2 separate regions of the Homo sapiens genome follow, and region 2 is linked to region 1. The links are chromatin loops, found by intact Hi-C in ENCODE. Cell type or tissue: ascending aorta. All regions are shown on one strand. Each heading gives the region's core, and the rest is flanking DNA. Links, peaks and the distances in the headings are about the cores only.

Region 1 (4,405 bases), core at 239-4,238:
GGATTACAGGTGTGTACCACCTCGCCTGGCCCACAAGTAATAGTTTCTTAGATGTTAGTTGCAATGTGAAATCTGAAATTAATCTCAGTTAACTTTTAATCGTGAATTTCAAGTCTGTTATGTTAAAACATATTGATCTTTCTTGATTGATTTTTAATGTATATTTTACCTATGCCTGGTTTTGGAATGTGACATATTGGGTATTTGGAAAATATTGTTTCACTGAGCTTACAAATGTTGGCAGGCCAGGTACAGTGGCTACGCCTGTCATCCCAGCACTTTGGGAGGCAGACGTAGGCAGATCACTTGAGCCCAGGAGTTTGAGACCAGCCTGGGCAACATGGTGAAACCCTGTCTCTACAAAAAATACAAAAATTAGCTAGGCATGGTGGTGTGTGCTACTGTAGTCCCAGCTGCGGGGGGAGGTTGAGATAGGAGGATCTCTTGAGCCAGGGAGTTGGAGGTTGCAGTGAACTGAGATCACGCCACTCCATTCCAACCTAGGAGACAGAGTAAGACCCTGTCTCAAAAAAAAAAAAAAAAAAAAAGGTTGGCAAATTTCAGAATACATTATATAGAAATCATAGTTGTTAATATCACTACCAGCCTCATCAGAAAGCTCTTGAGAAGCTGTCAAACTCATGGTGGCAGATACAAGTTTACCTAAAATACTATTTTTTGCTAAAAAGCTCAAATTTTATTATTGGTAATAAATACTGTCAACTGTTTTCCTTGAAGTGACAGAATTGTTCTTTAAAATTATATTTGTAATGCAAAAATTGGATGGTGGTTGAAATTAAATCATAAAATATCATGAGATAATGCAGATTGCTCACTAATATTGTGTAATAACATATATCTTGATATATTTGCCTTTTTTCTTGTGCATCAAATTTCTATTGCTGCATTGCTCTTCGTTCATAATTCTTACTGTGATTTGTATGTGTTGAACCCATTTCCTGTTCAGAAAAAAAAAAGTACAGCTCACTGCCAGCACTCATTTCTTGGGGCAAATGGGAAACGTGTTAAAAAGTTGCAGCCTATTGTTTGGCATTAAAAAGTATTGTTCTTATAAAATTAGGTTAAAAATGGGTTGAAAAGAGAAATGTTCTAGAAGATAAATTAAAATGTTCAATATGTCTAGTGGGCTTTATTTTTTAAATATGGGCTTGTTTGACTAAATCATAATTTTTATTTTTAAGGGGACACTTCCGTTTTTTAAAATCTTGTAAGTACTATTTGTTCCCACAAATTATAAACCCCACTGTATCCTAGGAAAGAGGATTAAAAAACGAGCATACAAAAGGAAGGTATTGTTTCAGCCAATAAAAAGCTTCTTACAGGAAGAAAACACTCAACTCTTAGAATTGTCAAGTTTTTAAAAACCATCTAATAGAAAATAGTCTGATTTCTGGGCTTTTTGTTCAGAGTCATCAGTGATTATCCAGGATTTTGAATACAAGAAGGGAATTCCGAATGAAACAATATTTCTCATATAACAGGTCACCCAAAGACACGCTAGACTTCAGGGTTGATTGAGTGGCTCAAAACTTCATCAGGGACCTACTTTCTAGCACTGTGTTCCTCCAGCCCTGGTGTTGGCTTCGTTCTTAGGCTGCTAGGAGATGTCTGCAGCCGTTTTCAGTGTTCACCTTCAGACACAACAGTGTCCAGAGGAAGAGACAGTGTCTCTTCTCTGACTCTTGGAATGGAGGAAACTTCTTAAAGAAATTTGGCCCAGTCAACATCCACATAGGTCTCCTTGCCCAGAACTGGTTACGCTCCCATTCCCGAACCAGTCGTTGGTAGGGGAAATGGGATTATCCTGGGCCAAGCAGGCTCACCCTGGAAGTCAGGGATCTGTGAAGTAGGAGGAAAATAGATATACAGTAATTGGGCAGCCAACTTTGTCCAAGAGAGCTTCTCAAACTTCAGTATGCATACGGTTAACCCAGGGATACTGTTAAAATGCAGATTTGGGTTCAGTAAAACTAAGGTAAGAGCTAAATCGGCATTTCTAATCAGCCCCTACTGGTGATACCCGTGCTGCAGATCTAGGGACCATGGTCTGAATATCAAGACACTGAGTAAACTATTTGGTTCCATTGAAAATAAAGCATTCTTCACTCTTCCTGTCTAACCCATTTCTGAAACTTAATTAGATATAGAGAACCTAAATATTTTTAACTTTTAAATAAGAAAAATAATCCTACCCCAAACTCCTGAACAGTTCCCCAATTATAATTAAATTGAAATACTGTTAAAAAGCATTTAACACAGATGCTGAGCTAAAATGTAGAAGGGAAGCTTTATTCATAGTACTGCATAGTAAAGAACCCCTGATAGAAGAGATTTGCCAGTAGGTGGCGCTCAGGGCTTTTTAAGGCGCAGGAACAAACATGGCATTTTGCCAGTTGGTACATCTGTTATTGGAGTCCATAATATAACAATCCACCAAGGATTCTTCATAATAATAAAGCATTTTAAACACTAATTAGGACTGTCAGTCTATTATATAAGGTATTGCAATCATTTTTCAAAATTATCATTCATGCTCGATTTACACAGTGAAGCATTTCAGATCCAAAATTATTTTCCTATGTTTTCTTTATTTTCCACCATATAACTGCAACTGTGGTCATGGTAGGTGGATATGAATGCAGAGCCAGGCTTGTGCCTTTTCTGCATTCATCTCTCAATACACTTTATCACTTCTAACTTACACTAAATAAGCTTTTCTAGGCTGCTTTGGCTTACCTAATTTCTTCACTGCCTTTTCTACTTCCTGGAACATAAATCCACTTAGTATGGGGAGGATGATGGTGAAGACAACATGTGAGCCCATCAGAGCACAGCTGAGGCAGGAATGCAGCATACTCTCTGCATCCTTTCAGTTTAAACATTTTCACGGACTTCAGTACAGAGGTTCGGTAAACCAGTTTACTGCTTAAGGTAGTGAATACTAAGTAAAAAATTTTGCAAGTTAACAGCCATATTAGGTGAGAGTTCAGATAATGAGGGATACCTGTATAGCCAACCACATCAACATTTTATTGGTTTAAAAGAACCTTTTTTTTTTTTTGAGACGGAGTCTTGCTCTGTCACCCAGGCTAGAATGCAGTGGCGCAATCTCAGCTTACTGCAGCCTCCACCTCCCGGGTTCAAGTGACTCTCCTGCCTCAGCCTCCCGAGTAGCTGGGATTACAGGCGGGCACCACCACGCCCAGCTAATTTTTGTATTTTTAGTAGAGACGGGGTTTCACCATGTTGGCCAGGCTGGTCGTGAACTCCTGACCTCAGATGATCCGCCCGTGTCAGCCTCCCAAAGTGCTGGGATTACAGGCATGAGCCACCACGCCCAGCCCGTTTGTTGTTTATGAAATAGAAATTTGAACTATAAAATATTAAGCCTATGAAACAAAGATTGATAAAAGAATGTAAAATTGAATCTACCAGTATAGGGCATGGAATGACGAGACAGTGTTGAACCAAGGTAAAGACAGTTTTGAAAGTGGAATAAAACTTAGGCTTCTGGGTGTTACCGACATGATCACAAACAAGACAGCAACTGTTCTGAGCTTCAGGCACTCTATTTGTAGGAGGAGATTGTTGATATAGGTTGCTAGGGTCCATTCTAACTTCAGAGTTCTTCGGGTTCTGTGAGAAATAGTGGAAGAAGGGAAGACCATTGCATAGTGGCAGTATTAGATACAGGACTTTGAAGTGGATCTTGAAAGATTAGTCGAATTTCTGAATATTCAACCTCTTTTAGCTCAAGGGTGGCTGACTTGGGGAATTTTCCACCTCCATGCAAAGCTGCCTTTGCTATGTAAATGTCAAAAAATGGTTGGAATTAGATCCTTCATCTTGACCTGTAAATCCCTGAATAGGCAGAGAGGGCATTAAAAAAATGGAGTAGTAAACAGAAGTTTAGACATCAAGTTATGGTATGAATCTCACCGATTTGGAGAGCATTGAAGACGTTGACCACACTAGATTTAAAGGTATGTTTCATATTTTGTATAGGTAAAATTAGGTCACTTTAAAAAGAATCTGAAACAGCAAAAATTTAAAATATTTTAGAAATACATGGCCTCAAAATCTACTATATAAACTATGAAATAATCACTACAGGATGTATTTTGAGAAGAAAAATAAATACAAGAAATGGGATTGAAGAAGCATTGATGAGCAAAGAAACTGGTTAAATTTTTTGCTAAAGTGATACCAACGTGTGAGGGATTGAAGTGAAGTGCCTTGTTCAAGGGAAGATACAGACCCTGTTATGCTCCATAAGAAAGGAGATGCCCATACTGAGATTAGCTACCAGCACGTCCTGCCTGGCAGCACATTTTATCCTTTCTTCCTGGCAAACTGCAGGAAATCTCAATGCCCTCAACACACT
Region 2 (4,405 bases), core at 195-4,194, 140 kb after region 1:
GGGCTCAAGTGATCTGCCCACCTCTGCCTCCCAAAGTGCTGGGATTACAGGCTTGAGCCACTGCACCTGGCCAGAGTTCTAATTGTTAGCTCTTGGGAGAAAACTAAGAATCATCTAACTGAAACCCCTCATTTTATTGAAGAGGAAATCAAGTCCCAGCAAACTGGCATGACTTAGCTTTACTTAACTCATTGTGACACTTAGTTGGATCAACATTACAGAAAAAGGAACACATAATATCTAATTTTTGCCCAGTATATTGATATGAAATACATCCTACAGCTATGTTGACTTCTTGGGTTGTTCTAAATTCTTCAAGATCACTGTAATTTGGAGTTTCTGGTAATTTTAATATTTTATGTAATTCACATAAAAATTGGAACCTAATACTCAGATTCCTCTTATTAAAACTGAATTAAATCAGTATTTAGAAAATAAGTAAAGCTTCCTTTATTCTTTTTTTCTTCAAAAGTTACTTAAGATAAATAAAAATTTGGTTTCCAAACACTATCAGGCAGTAGAAAAAAGAATTTGAAGATCTAGATGAAAGGAACTTCAGATGCCTCCTCCAGGAATATATGTACTTCCTTTTAAAGAGGTAAGAAAGCTTACATCGTTTAAAGAGTTTTTTTTAAGGTAATATGTTGTACTGTCCTTCTTTACTACAGTTTTTCTTTGAAAATATATGCTTTTCTAACGAATAAATTATAATATAGTTTGGGAGAACAAATAGATAATTTTTAAGGAAAATTAAATATCATAATTTATAATTATGCATAATTTATGCATGTATTCATTTGATGGAGTTTATTGAAAACACTTTATTATTTTTCAATTTGCTTTTCTATAAAGTCCTTGAAAAAGTGTTCAGACATAGAAAAGTCAATGGCATAAAACAGAGCTAGTAGCTTATTTCTACATAGTCACATATTTATCCTAGTTCCTTTCACGATTCCACGTCTCATTGTTCCATTACAAGTAGGACTCACAATATTTTAAAGGTCATCCTCATGTCATCCTGAAGTGACATGAGGAGAGAGCTGTATTCTTTGGGAAACACTGATCACAAACCAAGAAAAGGCCCTGAACTTCAGGGAATTTGTAAGACATTGCGGCCACTCACCAAAATCTGTTTTCCCAATGCCAAAAATGAGCCCCTCTAGGAGAGGTGACAGCTGTTTCAAGATGCGTTCTCAGACGCTCATCTGTGATTCAGACATACTTGTAGATAGAGGAGGAGCAAAGGTAAGACCTCACATCCCACCCTAGCCCTGGCAAGCCCATCAGCAGCCCGAGTCCCTGTGTGTGGTTATCCACGGCTTCACAGCTTAGCTTTCTGTTAGGCCTCAGAATGAGAGCTGTTGATGACTCATTAATGCTAACCATTGATTCCTGTGTCCCGGGTTAAGACTCAAAGGACAACATGGCAAGCAAGACCAGTGTCCCTTGTGATTTCTCCCCAGTAGGAAATACTCTTCTGTTCCTCTGTGGCCACTCTGTCCTCACAGGGAGTGACTTCTTACCCTGTCCCGAAAACTCACAATATAGACCCTGGACCCCTCATTCTTTCTCCTCAGTGACAAAGGTCTATAGTTCATGTATTTTAAAAACTACTCTGTGGTTTATAACCTAATTTTTAAAGTACTATTTAAGTTGTTCTCCAAAAGAATTTCACTGAATATTTAAAAACACGTTTGGAAAACTTAAGCACTATAGTTTTAAGCCAGCTGTCTAGGAATTTAGTTTGGACACATGAGAAAGATGGTCAAGAATCAAGAGCAGCGATGGGGTCTTGGGTACCCACGGCTACGCTGGACTGTTAAGGTAGTAAGGATAGTCTGAGAGGTGGCTTCAGAGGTCTGGATTAAGTGTTAGTTTGTCAGTCCTTTATTATAAAATGGATTGTGTCCATTTTCACCTCTCATTAGAAGGCGCGTGCATGTGTGTTTGTGTGTGTGTGCACGCGCTCACTCGCACTTCCTTTTCCCTTTGAATTTCTCCTTGGTGCTGTTAAGTGTATACTTAATGCAATGTTTTTGGAGGTGGTGGGGTGGCGAGTAATAGCTGCCTTAAAAACCTCATGAGCTCCCCCTGCTGTTTTGCAGCTGACAATACAAGTCCCTTCTATTTTAATTCCCAGAAGCACAGAAGAGTGAAAGAGAATCCCTCGTGGGTTTGTTTGATCTACGAGGCAGATGAATACTTGTCAGCTTTCTCCTGAAGGTTTACGAAATCATAGAGGAAAGGGAGAGTTAGCATTTGATCTGGGCTATCACTTAACTTAGGGCACCGGAGCTGTCCCCCTCGTTTGATCTAAGTAGCGGGTCTATACCACTTTTGAATACCTGCCAAAGAAGAATGAAGAAACATATTATGAAGTTACATCAGATCTGAAATGAAATGACTGAAACCTGGAAGATGTGTTTCTAGTCATTTCATTTTTTAGTCTGTAAACATTTGGAAAAAAATAATATATTTTTAAAATATGCCATTGATACAGTTGCTGTTGTGTTTAAATTTTTTCTCCAACACTTCTTGAAACTTTATATATGGCTTGATTTAAATTAACTTAATTTAAATTAATTTAGTGTGAATTTTCAGTGAGAATTAAATATCACACAGAAATCACCTTTGTCAATCAAAATTTTTTCATATAAGTGTATAAGTTATCAAGTATCATTTAACATCACAATTTAAAAGTATCAGAAGATATGCATTTATCAGATTACGAATATATATGATGAAACACGTACTAGTCACCAGGCACGGGCTAGGTCCTGGGGTTATGATGGTGACCAAAACAGAGGTTTCAGTCTTTGTGTATCTTATAGTCTATGAAGGCAGGCATTTATGTAATAAAACATTCAAATAAATATATAACTTAACATTATGAGTTACTTTTGAATATGACACCAAAAGAACAAGCAATAGAAGAAAAAATAGATAAATTGGATTTCAAAATTAAAAACTTTTATGCATCAAAGTACACTCTCAACAGAGTGAAAAGCCAACCCATGGAATAGAAGACAACACTTGCAAATCATATATCTGATAAGGAGCTAATGTTCAGAATATATGAAGAACTCTTACAACCCAACAACAAAAAAGCATAGGCAAAGAACTTGAATCTCTGCTTTTAATTATTTTGTGTATATACCCAGAAGTGGAATTGCTGGATCATACAATAATTCAATGTCAATTGAATAGACATTTCTCCAAAAATATTCCAATGGCCTGTAAGCACATGAAAAGATGTTTAACATTAATGGAATGTTTGATTTGCCTCAGAGAACTACAAGTCAAAACTACAATGAGACTCTACTTCACACCCATTAGAATAGCTGTTATTTAAAAAAAAAAAAAGCAGAAAATAACAAGTGTTGGTGAGGATATGGAGAAACTGGAACCCTCTGCATTGATGGTGGGAATATAAAATGGCACAGCCATTGCGGAAAACAGTATGGGGGTTCCTCAAAAAATTAAACATGGAATTATTGTATGACCCAGCAATTCCACTTCTGGGTATATACACAAAAGAATTAAAAGCAGAGATTAAAACAGATATTTGTATATCCATGTTTATAACAACATTATTCACAATAGCAAAAAGATGGAAACCTCCTAAGTGTCCATTAATGGATAAATGGATAAATAAAATGTGGTATATAAATACAATGGAATATTATTCAGCCTTGAAAAGGAAGGAAATTGTGATACTACAACCTGGATGATCTTAAAGAAATTATGCTAAATGAAATAAGCCAGTTACAAATGAGCACCTTTTTTTGTTTTGTTTTGTTTTTGAGACAGAGTCTCACTCTGTTGCCTAGGCTGGAGTACAGTGGCATGATCTTGGCTCACTGCAACCTCCACCTCCAAAGCTCAAGCAATCTTCCCACTTCAACCTCCTGAGTAGCTAGGACTACAGGTGCACACCATCATGTTCAGGTAATTGTATTTTTTGTAGAGCTGGGGTTTCGCCATGTTGGCCAGGCTGGTCTCGAGCTCCTGACCTCAAGTGATCCACCTGTCTTGGCATCACAAAGTGCTGGGATTACAGGCATGAGCCACTGCACCCAGTTCAAATGAACAGCTACCATATGCTTCCTCTTACATGAGGTTCCTAGAGTAGTTTCATCCATGGAGACAGGAAGAGAATGGTGGTTACCAGGGGGTTGGGCTAAGCAGGAATAGGGAGTTAGTGTTTAATGGGTACAATTTCAGTTAGAGAAGATGAAAAAGTTCTGGAGATGAATGGAGGTGATGGTTGTGTTACCAAACGCCAGGGGTTTGATCTAGGTCCTGCTGCTCGCCGCACAGAAAGCCAACCACTGTGACAGCGAGTATTGCCAGGAGGAAGCTTTAACTAGGTGCTACAGCTGAGGAGATGGGATCTCAGTCTCAA

The links. Peaks named below come from ENCODE experiments on the same cell type or tissue, not always from the same donor. Only the 100,000 strongest peaks of a DNase experiment are listed, where the experiment ranks them.
Region 2: it touches region 1 in a loop (12-fold over the local background); 45 of 110 quality-filtered maps call a loop at or near these places.

Annotation. Positions count from the first base shown.
Region 1 is chr4:185,181,777-185,186,181 of GRCh38, reverse strand. The region is part of intron 2 of CFAP97 (cilia and flagella associated protein 97); the gene reads left to right. Among named protein-coding and RNA genes, the nearest start is that of CFAP97, 20 kb to the left of the region's middle. In ascending aorta, for the core only: a CTCF peak has its summit at 2,366 (motif pointing right); a DNase peak (open chromatin) is centred at 2,381; H3K27ac peaks cover 2,315 bases.
Region 2 is chr4:185,037,645-185,042,049 of GRCh38, reverse strand. No RefSeq gene overlaps it. Among named protein-coding and RNA genes, the nearest start is that of LINC02436, 12 kb to the left of the region's middle. In ascending aorta, for the core only: a CTCF peak has its summit at 2,096 (motif pointing left); a DNase peak (open chromatin) is centred at 2,049; H3K4me3 peaks cover 629 bases.